Regions from separate parts of the Homo sapiens genome. Here region 1 is linked to region 2. The links are chromatin contacts, found by Hi-C or POLR2A ChIA-PET in ENCODE. All regions are on one chromosome and are shown on one strand. The core of a region is the stretch at or near the end of the contact, and the rest is flanking DNA. Distances in the headings are between cores, read along the strand shown.

The links. Hi-C counts contacts between places; a loop is a spot of excess contacts on that map. ChIA-PET counts read pairs that join two places held with the same protein, here RNA polymerase II (POLR2A). Pooled maps may share reads with other maps.
Region 1: a loop to region 2 is called in a map of Caco-2, with 2.4 times the contacts of the local background. The contact joins two enhancer-like sites. A Hi-C loop is called at or near these places in 1 of 168 maps with a recorded cell type or tissue (Caco-2) and 4 of 50 pooled maps. POLR2A ChIA-PET finds 5 or more read pairs at or near these places in 1 of 52 experiments (OCI-LY7).

What each region holds. Positions count from the first base shown.
Region 1 is chr7:136,081,938-136,088,360 of GRCh38, reverse strand. It overlaps a transcript of LOC105375523 not described here. Among named protein-coding and RNA genes, the nearest start is that of MTPN, 110 kb to the right of the region's middle. RefSeq lists a silencer at 1,417-1,486. Within about 2 kb of position 1,425, at least 4 of the 41 ENCODE cell types and tissues checked have a DNase peak (open chromatin) inside an H3K27ac peak, as active enhancers do.
Region 2 is chr7:135,796,346-135,802,346 of GRCh38, reverse strand. No RefSeq gene overlaps it. Among named protein-coding and RNA genes, the nearest start is that of FAM180A, 51 kb to the right of the region's middle. RefSeq lists a silencer at 3,053-3,273. Within about 2 kb of position 1,662, at least 2 of the 41 ENCODE cell types and tissues checked have a DNase peak (open chromatin) inside an H3K27ac peak, as active enhancers do.

The DNA.
Region 1 (6,423 bases), core at 176-2,675, 290 kb before region 2:
TCGTTCTCTTCAACAGTTGGAAGATGTTGTTTCCTGACATTGGAGAAAACTTGACAAAAGCCAGGGCAATTTGCACTAGTTGCAGAATCAATTATTAGCATCAATTAAAATATCTGAAAAGGAACCTCCAGGACAGGATCAATTTTTAGAAAAAAAGATGTACTCATATAGAGTAGCTATAATGACCAGAAACTCAAACAGTAAATTCTTGCCCCTTTACACACACACAGACACACACACACACACACACACACACACACACAGTGCCTAAGAACTATTATCTGTCCAGACCTCCTGTGCTTCTATGCTTCCACCACCTCTAAGAGTCACTTTTCTCTCACTTGTATGAAAAACTCTAAATCTCAGTTCCCAACATGCCAACAGGTAGAGGAAACTGGCTGTAGCATATTTCATCCTGGATGTGTAGACACCTTCAGAAACGCTTCATAGATGTAAAGTAAAGTTAGAGTTTCTAGAAGCAGTACATGCTAAGGGCATAATCTCTCATATATAACACTTGCATATGCAAAGAAGACAAAATACTGCCTCATATCCTATAAAGTAAAACACAAGGAAACAAGAATTAAAAGAATAAAAGATCCTACTAAATTTCTACCAAAAATTAGAATTTGTCCTGGGGATTCTGAACATGTGAACCATTCCAGGTCTAGACCAGAGAAGAAAAGTCATATTTACTCAAAAAGTTACTACTATCACTGCATATACCTTGACTTTTAGCAAACCGAACTTAGGTAAATCCTGCTAAGGCTAGAGATAAGTTAATAAAAATGCATGCAAATAAACAAAACATGTGGACTAATAAAATGTTTTATTACAAGGGAAAGGAAATATTATTCTGAACAGCTGGAGGAAGAATACACATTGAGAATTATTTTCTATAAAAGAAGAATTTTTATTGTGTTAAATTATACCTAACATAAAATAAATATTTTTAACCATTTTTAAGTGTACAGTTTAATGGCATTAAAGACATTCACATTGTTCTACAGCCCAGAATGTTTTCAAAATTTCTTCACAATCTCCCCCAAAATACAAAAAGACAGTTTCTTAGGAAAAAAAAATAATACAGGGGACTAGCAGAAGAGAATAGATTGCAATAAAGGCAGAAATAAAGGGAAGAAGACTAAAAACTAAGATACAATATGTTTTAATGAAATTGTATTAAAATTCACATTAGAGGCAGTAAAAAGCAAAACTGACAAAAACCTACTCAGCAAGTAGAGGATAAACTTGAAAGTCTCCCAAAACAAAAAAGAAAGATGTAAGAAATACAAACCATAACAGAGATGAGAACAGAAGTGAAACCAAGTTGACTGGTCTAAGCCCTGCCTCGGTCTCATAGTGATTGGTTCCAAGTGGGCATATGACCTGCGATTACCCAATCAGAGTGAAACACAGAGCTTTTATTCAACAAATGTGAGAACAGACGCTGTCTCTCCTCCTGGGTATGAATAGAGAAGGCTGCAGCCCTGGAAACTGCTGGCAACCATATCACTTAAGTGAGGGAAAGTATGCTGAGAATGAAGCTTACAAAGGATTAGAAGGGGCAGAGCCAGGAGAATTGATGCCCTAATAACAATAGGAATTTAGGGTATGTGACACCTAAACACCTTCCTGTCTCTGCACCATTCAGCTTTTTATCTAACATAACACTTTGTTGTTTAAGCAAACTTGAGTTTGAGTTCTCTTTAAATTCAAAAATATTTTAATGAATACTATCGGTAAAATCCCTGGATTAGTAAAATTCTCTGAAATCAGAATGCCCAATCTGAAGATTTTTTTTAAAGAAAGATTAATTCTAAGAAAGCTAATTTAAAAGACCTACACTTAGGTCTAACCCAGTGAAAGTTTTAAATGTCAATGGAAGAGAAAATATACGAGGAACCTTCGAACAGAAAAATGTCCATCTTACGTTAGATTTCTTAGAAATACTAAACATCACTGTGCAATGAAACAATGTTTACAGAATTTTGAGAAATTATTGTTTTGACTCAAGAATTTAAAATACAGAAAAACTTCATTTGGATGTGAAAATAGTAAAAAGATTTATCTAGCTATACAGAAATTGTGAAAGTATAACAATAGCCTTCCTGAAAGCTTAATCAAAAACAATATAAGTAAACAAGTGATGAATCAAAATTATAAATGCAAGAAAGTAAAAATGATAACATAAATATACTGGTAGTAAGCACAAAATTTGTTAAAATGCTTGAAAAATTCAATTCAAAATCCAAAGTACCAATAAGTCTTAAAAAATAATTTCCATGGTTAAAACAATAAATGATATTTAATAAAAATGTGGCTTTGTTATATCCATTTAAATTAACCAGCCCTTAAAGGACCCAACGGGAAAGGATGGGAACTTAAAAGCATGAGACAGACTAAATTCTTCGCTGGGCAAAGGAAGGAGTCAGAGGTTATAATTCCAAGCCAGGCACGGTGGCTCATGCCTATAATCTCAACACTTTGGGAGGCCGAGGCGGGCAGATCACCGGAGGCCAGGAGTTCAAGACCAGCCTGGTCAACATGGCGAAACCCTATCTCTACTAAAAATACAAAAATTAGCCAGGCATCGCAGCAGATGCCTGCAATCCCAGCTACTCGGGAGGCTGAGGCAGGAGAATCACTTGAACCCAGGAGGCGGAGGCTGCAGTGAGCCAAGATCATGCCATTGTACTCCAGCCTGGACAATAAGAGTGAAACTGTCCCAAGAAAAAAAACAAAAGAAGTTATAATTCTGTTCTTGATTTCAATAAAGGGAGAAAGTTTAATTAGATATTTGATAATATTAAAGGCAATCACTACCACAAATAAAGGCAAATCATTTAATTTTTAAAACACAATTTAGATGGGTCAATAGGTGCAGCAAACCACCATGGCACACATGTACCTATGTAACAAACCTGCACGTTCTCCACATGTATCCTGGAACTTAAATTTAAAAAATTTTAAAAACCACGATTTAAAAAACAAAATAATCACTCAGTACATGTAATCAAAGACAGAAAACAGTAGAAAGCACAAGGGGATAGAAAAACAGCATAAACTAAGTGAGGAAAAACCAAATATAGGTGCATGAGAAAAATTAAAGGGAATATTCCCTTTTATTACAAGAAACATTTCCACACATTGGAATATTTTAAAATACAAATCTCTATTTATAAAAGTTAAGTGAAATTTTAAAAAGATTAAAAATAAAAGAAACAGCAATGATGATCACATCATGATATTGGAAAGACTTTTCCTATTGTTTTAGAATGTTGTTTAGAGTCCCAAAATTCAGTATATTAGAAGCTATGTAGCATCAAATTCCAAAGAGAACATTAAGAACCTGCCATACATGCCCTTCAGGGTTTATATTATAAAAGAGGGCTTCATCCTCTGTATGGCAACCAGATCACATAAAGGAAAATAACTCAAAAGAACGTTAGTTGAATAGAGAAAGATTTTAGAGGGGGCCGCAGTGAGGAAGTGTGCCGTGGCTTTTCTCTTTGTGGAGGAGAGGAGGGAGCACCATCTCCCAGCTCTGTGAAACCAAATTAGAGGTGTCCTCAAGAAAAGGGGATCTGCATCTCAGTTCCCCCATTGACCCCTTCACATGCTGAACTTCAGAAACTTGTAAACCTATTTAGATGTTGCCATCAGAGCATGGGAGCACATAGTAAAAAAAGTTCTTTGAAGTTTGACATGTCTTCTTGAGAGTTGGGGAGCTTATGTGAAAATGGAGATGTCTTCTCTGGAGAATGATGAAAGCTGGAACCTGGCTGGAGTAGAATGGTATGGAAAAGAAGAGGTAACGGTGCAGTGAGACAAAAACAGGAGAGTTTCCTATGGCCAGGAGGACACCAGGAAAGCTAGGCAGGCTTGGGTCTTCTTGAAGATACCCCTTCAAGAAAGGTGACTTACAGGCGGAGGAAACCCAACGGAAAGAAGCGTACTGCAGGGGTGAGAGCTGTGGGGAGAAGGTCACAGAGACAAAAGAATTATGCACTGGGTCTGTGATGGTCAATTTGATGTGCCAACTTGGAGAGGCCACAGTGCTCAGGCATTCAATCAAGCACTATTCTAGATGTTTTTCTGAAAGTATTTTTAGATGAGATTAGTATTTCCATCAATGTACTTTGAGTAAAGCCGATTACCCTTCATAATGTGGACGGACTTCATCCAATCAGTTGAAGGCCTAAGGAGAGAAAAGACTGATATCCCCCAAGAAAGAGGGAATTCTACCAGGTGACTGCCTGCAAGCTCAAACTGGAGCATCTACTTTTTCCTGGCTCCTTGGCCTACTGGCCTGCCCTGCAGACTTTGGACTTACTGGCTCTCTACAATTACATAAACCAATTCCTTAAAATTAATTTCTGTCTCTCTCTCTTTCTCTCTGTGTGTGTGTGCGCACGCACACACACACACACATCCTATTGGGTCCTACCACACAGAAACTACCTAAGGCCAGATGATATGAGACAAGACATCACTACAACATAGGATTACTATGTTCTTCAAGTTTCAGGACTTTTTCTCTCATTGCTTCTCCTATACACACACCACCACCCCAAAAGAGCCACAAAAAGAAAAAGGAACAGTGAGAAACAGACCCTGCCTGTCTCATCAATGTCCTGAGCTTGGGTTAGGGGGACACAGTGGGGAAGTGCAAATCGATGAGATATTAGAGTTTTATATTAGACTGAAATAGACATTTTTATCCAAAATATCATCAGGAACTAGGGAAGGGAAATATGCAGGGTACTTTTGAAGGCAGAGATCTAAGAGGAAAAAAAAAAGCTATTTATAATTGTGTCTCAATCTCTTCAGATTATAAGTCAGTTACTACTGTATCAGAACAATACCAAAAGGTAAGCTAAGGAAGGAGGAAAGACAGAAGGAAAAGGAGAAGGATGAAAGACAGAAGTTAGCAGGTAAAGCAATATAATTAGCAAACTAGAAAGAAGTCAAGGTGGCCTGGCGTGGTGGCTCATGCCTGTAATCCCAGCACTTTGGGAGGCCAAGGTGGGTGGATCACTTGAGGTCAGGTGTTTGAGACCAGCCTGGCCAACATCGTAGAACCTCATCTCTACTAAAAAATACAAAAATTAGCCAAGTGTGATGGTGGGCACCTGAATCCCAGCTACTTGGGAGGTTAAGGCAGGAGAATCACTTGAACCTGGGAGGCAGAGGTTGCAGTGAGCCAAGTTCATGCCACTGCACTCCAGCTTGGACAACAGAGTGAGACCTTGAGAAAGGCAAGGCAAGGCAGAGAGAGAGAGAGAGATGGTGGGGGGAAGCAAGAAAGAAAGGAAGGAAGGGAGGGGGGGAGGGGAGGGGAGGGAAAGGGAAGAAAGAGAGAGAGAAAAGAGAGGAAAGAGAAAGAGAGAGAGAGAGAAAGAGAAAGAAAGAAAGAAAGAAAGAAAGAAAGAAAGAAAGAAAGAAAGAAAGAAAGAAAGAAAGAAAGAAAAGAAAAGGAAAAATGAAAAGGAAAGGAAAGGGGAAAGAAAGAAAGAAGGAAAGAAAGAAAGAGAGAAAAGGAAAAGAAAGAAAGGAAAGAAAGAAAAAGAAAGAAAAGGAGAGGAGAGGAAAGGAAAGGAAAGGAAGGAAGGAAGAGAAAGAGAAAAGAAAGAGAAAGAAAGAAGGAAAGGGAAAGGAAAGGAAGAAAAAAGTCAAGGCAAGCGTCATTAAATTGGAGTGTGGATCATTTTACATTTATTAAAGTATAACTCACAATAGCATTATAACAGACATGAACCTAATGTATTAAATAGTAGAGTATCACAGACCTGAGGGAAAATAAAGGTAGGGGAAAAATAATCTTCCAAAACTGAGCCTAAAAATATGAGCCTGAAGAGGCCAATAACTCCAGAAGAAACTGAAAAAGTTATCAAATAATCACCTGTCATAACAGGTCTAAGTTAAAATATTTTATAGATACATATCCAAATGCTTGAAGGAACAGATAATTCCCAGGCTACATTATTTTTTTAGGGCATAGAAAAAGATTAAAAGTGACCCAATTCACTTTGGGAATCTAGCATAACCAATTCTGACCCCAAAACCTGACCAAAAAAGTTTTAAACAGGAAAACTACACATTAGTCTCATTATTTTCAATATCAATACTAATTCTATATAAAATACTAGCAAATTTAATCAGCTTAACTTTCAAAGAAAAATCCACCATGACCAAATAAAATTATTCCCAAAATGCAAAAAAATTATTATTAGTGAATAAAAAGTATCAGATCAATAAGCCAATAAAAAATAAACCATAAGATCATGATGACATATGCAGAATACACATTTGATGAAATTCCCAGCTCATCTCTAATGATATAATTTAAGCCTAGAGCTATTATACTTAACAAGGACATATTACAGATATCACTATTAAAGTAAGAAACAAAGTATACGA
Region 2 (6,001 bases), core at 413-2,912:
CTAGTTCACAAAACCCCCAAGAGTCCACTTCCCAAGACGGTTCCTACTGAATGGAGGGTGCGGTGCTGAGAGCAGAGTTGGGAGGTTTAGGAAGGGCTCTTCATTTCTCAGCGAGGCAGAGAAACAACCTGGAGTGCAATCACCCGGAGCAAAGGACTTGGGGAACAGCACGATAAATGTCCAGGTGCCAAGAATAGTTGGCAACAAGGACAGCAGGAGCCAAGCACGTGGAAGTGGTCTCCCGGGCACACTGCCAGAGCAGGGCTGCACTCAGAAACAGGACAAAGAGCCTGAGGGACCACAATCAGCGGAAAACCCAGCAGACAATACCAGAGGTGATGGCTGGAGGGACCTCTAGCCAGGCCATAGGGCAAGTGGCCTCTAAGACCATTGTTCCAGTCTGGGTTAGAGGGTGAAAGCTGGCATCTGTGACCAAAATGGGCCAAAGGAAAAGGCTAGGCTTTGAGCTGGGGCACTCAGATATGGTGAACTGCCAGAGAAGATGGGTATTCCAGAGCCAGCAAGTTAGCCAGGGCTGGGAGAAGACAGGGCACCTAAAGTAGATTGGTCAGTGCCTGAATCTGTGCCAAGTTGGAAGAGGGACAGGGACTGTGTCTGTAATTTACAGAACTGGTGATGTATAGCAAACGACCTGTAGGGATGAGGGGCACGGCGGGGCGGGGGTTAGGGGAGAGGCGGCCCGTGAATTCAGATGCAGGGTCCTACAGAGGAATTTGGACACCCAGCTTTGTCTCCCATTGGGAGACTAAGGACTCTTTGGCCACTTATGTGAACACAGAGATCAGTTCTAATTTCCTCTCTGTCTGTGAACAGAAGACTCACCAGCAACGGGGTTTGCAGTTGGCTTAGTCTTTTCTCCTACCCTTCCCCTCCCCAGGAATGGAAATAATTAGTGTTAACTCGTATATTCACAGAAATGCATTTATAAGGCATCAAGCCAATGATTTTGACCTTAATATTGCTCAGCTCACACCAATTGCACCAATGCGATCGATCACAACATGCAAAGAGAGTTCAGGGGTTAGCAAGTGTTCCAATTGTCTTCTCCTAAGAAGAGAGCGCCATCTTGTGTACAAACACTGAGTTCAGGATATGCTGAACCATTTTTTTGAGTTTTAGTTCACCAGAACTGAATCTGTGACCTCGTGTTTACTTTCCAGAGTTTCCTGAAACGTTGCATTATGAGAAACATGAAGATGTCCCTGAGCGTGTTAAGCTGTTGCCAGCCACGATTGTTATACTAAAGATGTACCTGGTCCGCGGAGGACATCTTTCAGCCTAGTTTTTGAAGACCTGTTACTTCTCTTCCTCAATTTTGAGTTTAATAGATGCAGAAAGACTTCCTACCTGAAATTCCACCTTTAAAGCATGTCTATGAAACAAAGGTTTTCTACCAGCTCTTCCATCCAAGTTTGAAACCTCCTGCTGAGCTTTTCTTCCCAATGTGTGGGGCCAGCCACGGTGTTGCTACCCGGGAGGGAGTGGTCTCGATGGGTAGCATTTGCTGATTTCCCTGATGCAAACTCTCGCATGGTGGCTGATTTCAAGGACTAGCGAGACCTCATTGCTGAAGAGCTGGGAAAAGCTGCCCCCGTCAGCTCTCCACAGCCAGTACAAGCTGGCTCCCGCCTACGCAGGAGACCCACGGATTATGCCCATCTTTGGGAAATGGCTCAGTTCATTGCTCAGAGATAAGGAACTGCTCAAAAGAGAGAGAATGCTGATAGGAACAGGCCAGATGTGGGGACGCAAAGACATATAATGTACCAGACAATGCCAGGAGGGTGGATATGAAGCAAAGAAAAGACATCTTCTCAAAATAAATAAATAAAAAGACATCTTCTCTCCCTTTTACAAAGACACAAAATCCCAGAGTCTTGAATGCTGTGTCCCAGAAGGGTCCATTTTCAATGGCACAATAATACATGGAAGAGGCTTAAAACTGTGCCTAACATTTCGTGCTCTATACGTTGTCTTAGTTGTTGTTAAAACTCAACTTTCTGGGATGCCTCAACTGGCCACGTATCTTGATAAATTCATTATTTTCTTCAATTATGCTGTAAGAAGAATACTTGTATCTTCTTCAGCCTCCAACAGACATTCCTTCACCATCTACGGAAAGACCCTGAATATTTTCACTGGAAAAGGGCCAGTAGTGAAATTGGCAAACACTCCTTCAACCAGGACAATGCTTCTGGGGAAATGACATTTATTGAGCACCTACTACATGCCAGGCAACTACAAAAGATCTCATTTCACCCTCACAGCAACTCTGTAAAGGAGGCGCTATTGCTGTCCTTTTATAAATAAGGAAACTGGGGCTCTGAGATGTTAAGGGAGTTGTCTAGGACTATATGGTGAGATAGTAACATAGCTGGGGTGACTCAAATCAGAATCTCTCAGGCTCAAAGCACGTTCCTCTCTCTATGTGTCCACACTGCCCTTGATTGAGAGAAGGCAGAGCTCAAAGGTGGCATTTTCATCAGGTTGTGAATCCACTTTCATGTCATATCACTGTGTGAATGGGACTCCCGCATTTGCACAGTGTACAGCCTGTGAACCCTTACCTTACATGGCTGTGTGCATATTTCTTGCCCCTCTTCTCTGTTACCTATACCCCATGGCCATTTTCTCTTCCCCAGACTACACCCCAATGCAGAAACAAAGGTCCAAAGAAAACACTCACTTCCACTTCAGTGAAACACAAATACTTTTCTCCTCAGAGGGTTGAGGAAGGAGAGAGAAAAGATGGTGGCCACTGAAAACAGGAGTGGAGGATGGTCTGGATTCCAGAAGGATGAGGAGCACCCTAAGCAGAAGAAAGAAGGTTCCTCTGTCAGAGAAGTCCAGCAAGGAGGGTGAGCTGCCCCCACAGAAGCCTCTGCCAAGTTCTCCTGTAGACAACGTCCCGGACACGTGTACGTCCCCCTAACCTTCGGGTCAGGAACCTGGGTAAGGGACCGCGAAGGAAAGCTGAGTCCCTGACTGAGTGATAACTGAGCGGAAATCAGTGGGGACATTTCCCTGTGGGCAGCAACAAGTAGTGATGGGGTTCCATGCTGTCCCTGGCCACAGGGAGATGTGCTGTGGGTAAACTACGTACCATAAAGGCAGTACAAGCGGTCCTGGGGATGAAAAAATACCATCTGAAATAGCTGCCACCAAAATTCCTCTTTGAGAGGAAACTCCTTTGTTGGAAGGGTTACTTGGGAAGTACTAGGGTTAAATAGTGAGCCCTTGAGGGGCATGGGTGTGGTGGGCACAAGGTCTGTGAGGAGAGCATGGCCTGGGCTTCCCGTGGTTGGTATGGAGGCAGGGTGGATGGGTGGGAGGAAAGAGGTGAAAAGAAAGACAGGAAGGTGAAGGGGGGTGTCAGCGAGGTAACGGGAAGCTGCCTAGAGAGGCGGAATGCCCCTCTCTGCAAGGAAACATACTCAACCCCCGGCTGTGACTGGGGTGAATGGGACTTTCTGGCGACTTCAGAAGCAGCTGTGGTCACATCTGGGTGGCTGTGATGTGGGACAGAGACTACCTGCAAAGACTTGGGGTCCTGGAGGCTGCAGTGACCCTGACTACATCAGCCCCTCTCTATCCCCAGAGTGGGAAGAAACTGTAGGTTCAAGCCAAGTTTAGCTATTTACTGTGACCTTGGTAGGTCCCTGCTGATAGCTGGCTTATGTAAAATTCAGACAATGAGCAGAGAAAACATAAATTCCAGCACAGGCGAATTTGGAAAATGCTGTATAGAGCAAATCGTGTTGACTTAGCATTTGTGCTTAGCCGAGAAGGTGCTGCCCTGCACGTGCTCAGAGCCCCTCTCCCATTTCACCAACTAGACAAGCCACTCCGCCATCCTGCAGAGAAGCTAAGAGAGGGAAGGGCAGGTTGCTCTCCCATGCTTCTGAACATGTGGAAGAGGCAAGGGAGAAACATGGGGTGAGGAAGAGAGAAAGACTTTCCCTATCCGAAGAGCAAACCAGTCTGTGTATGTTTGCCTCCAGTCAAACAGCTTCTAAATACTGAAGAGTGCCAGAGGACTATTTATTTTGCCACTTACAAGCGATCAGAAAAAAACCTTTTATTTACATTGTGGAGGCTCAAGGACCCTGAACTTATTCTTAGGCTATTAAAATAATTTTACTATTTTGGCAACGTCTAAATGCAAGTAATTTAAGACACCCCTCTGCCTAAGGCTAACAAAATCATTGTGGTATAACTATTAGTTTGGTGCTAAAAGTAATTGTGGTTTTTGCCATTAAAAGTATTTGTAGAACAAACCAATTACTCTTGCACCAACTTAATAGCATTGGATCCACTAACCTGGAAACACCACACCAGAGAGGTGCCTGACTGCAAGGAGAGCACATGGTTGGCACATGCCAAATGTTTGTGGAAGAAGCTGGGGAGTCCCCAGCAGCTGAGATGGATGGTGATCATCAACTTCCGAAGTGTTAAAGAAAACTGAAGGGTTCTGGCCAGGCGTGGTGGTTCACACCTGTAATCCCAGCACTTTGGGAGGCTGAGGTAGGCGGATCACCTGAGGTCAGGAGTTCTAGACCAGCCTGGACAACATGGCAAAACTCCATCTCTACTAAAAATACAAAAATTAGCCGGGTGTGGTGGTGCATGCCTGTGGTCCCAGCTGCTCGGGAGGCTGAGGCCAAAGACTCATTTGAACCCAGTAGGTGGAGCTTGCAGTGAGTTTAGATTACACCACTGCACTCCAGTCTGGGCAACAGAGTGAGATTCTGCCAAAGAAAGAAAGAAAGAAAGAAAGAAAGAAAGAAAGAAAGAAAGAAAGAAAGAAAGAAAGAAAGAAAGAAAGAAAGAAAGAAAGAAAGAAAGGAAGGAAGGAAGGAAGGAAGGAAGGAAGGAAGGAAGGAAGGAAGGAAGGAAGGAAGAAAACTGCAGGGTTTTGAAGGCAGGTGGCACTGTCCTGTAGGAGACTGAGGGTGGAACTTGTCCTTGAAAGCTCCCCTAACCTACTGAAAGTGGAATGAAGGGCTTGGATCCAAGCCTTTCAGAGGCAGCCAAGATCTTCCCAGTCCCCACGATGGGTTTCTTTGGTATGCTTGTTTGCTTTTCTTTGATTCTGATGTTCAAAGGAAATAGGGTGTGTTGATGTTTTAGGTGAACAGTGTGCTTTCTGGGTGACCTAATTTATCTAGCAGTGGAATGAAAAGGAAGAGAATGGGCAGAAAGAATCAAAGCCCATGGCCTACCTCAATAGAAAACGTGTGAGTTTTTCATATAATGTTATATGAACATGAATCTGCCATTCTGCTGTGCTGTGTCTTCCATCTGTTACTTTCTAAACTGTGGACAAGAAAAATACAACTGGCGTGAAGAATGAATGTTGCACAGGGTAGGGATGAGGGGTTGGTACATAGGAAGAGAATATGCTTGACACAGAAAAGAACTAACCATATACCTTATCTCATTTAATCCTCACAACAACCAGAAGGGCAACTAGTACATAAACAAATAAAAGCAAAACAAAGCAAAACAGGCCCAGAGAGAAAAGTCCCATCACTGGGAAGACCTAAGATTTGGGTCCAGGCCCGTCCAATGCCAGAGTCCTTTCTCTTTCTAATGCCTCGTGAAGGCAGTGATGACTCTGAAAATTACAAAACAGTCCTCCCTTGTTCAGGAGTTCCTGGTGTATCTACTTCAGACCAAATGCACTTATTCCTGGGAATTATTCAAGGTCTCGTCTTTTTTAGAATAGGTACAATATGGATGAGATCTTTTTAGCTAGCCTGCTTAGAGCAATCTAACTCTTAGGTCATACTCTTTCCAATATAGTAATAGACAAGGTGTTTAAGGGGATTTTGATCTTAAGAAGGTTAAATTTCCACATCTAAGTAGCTGTGGTATGTTGGAACAAGGGGGTTGTTTTGCCTTCTAAAACAGTCCAAAGCTGAGAAAGCAGATTACTGAGGCCCTGCAAGTTGACACATGCCTCTGAGTCCAGAAGTTG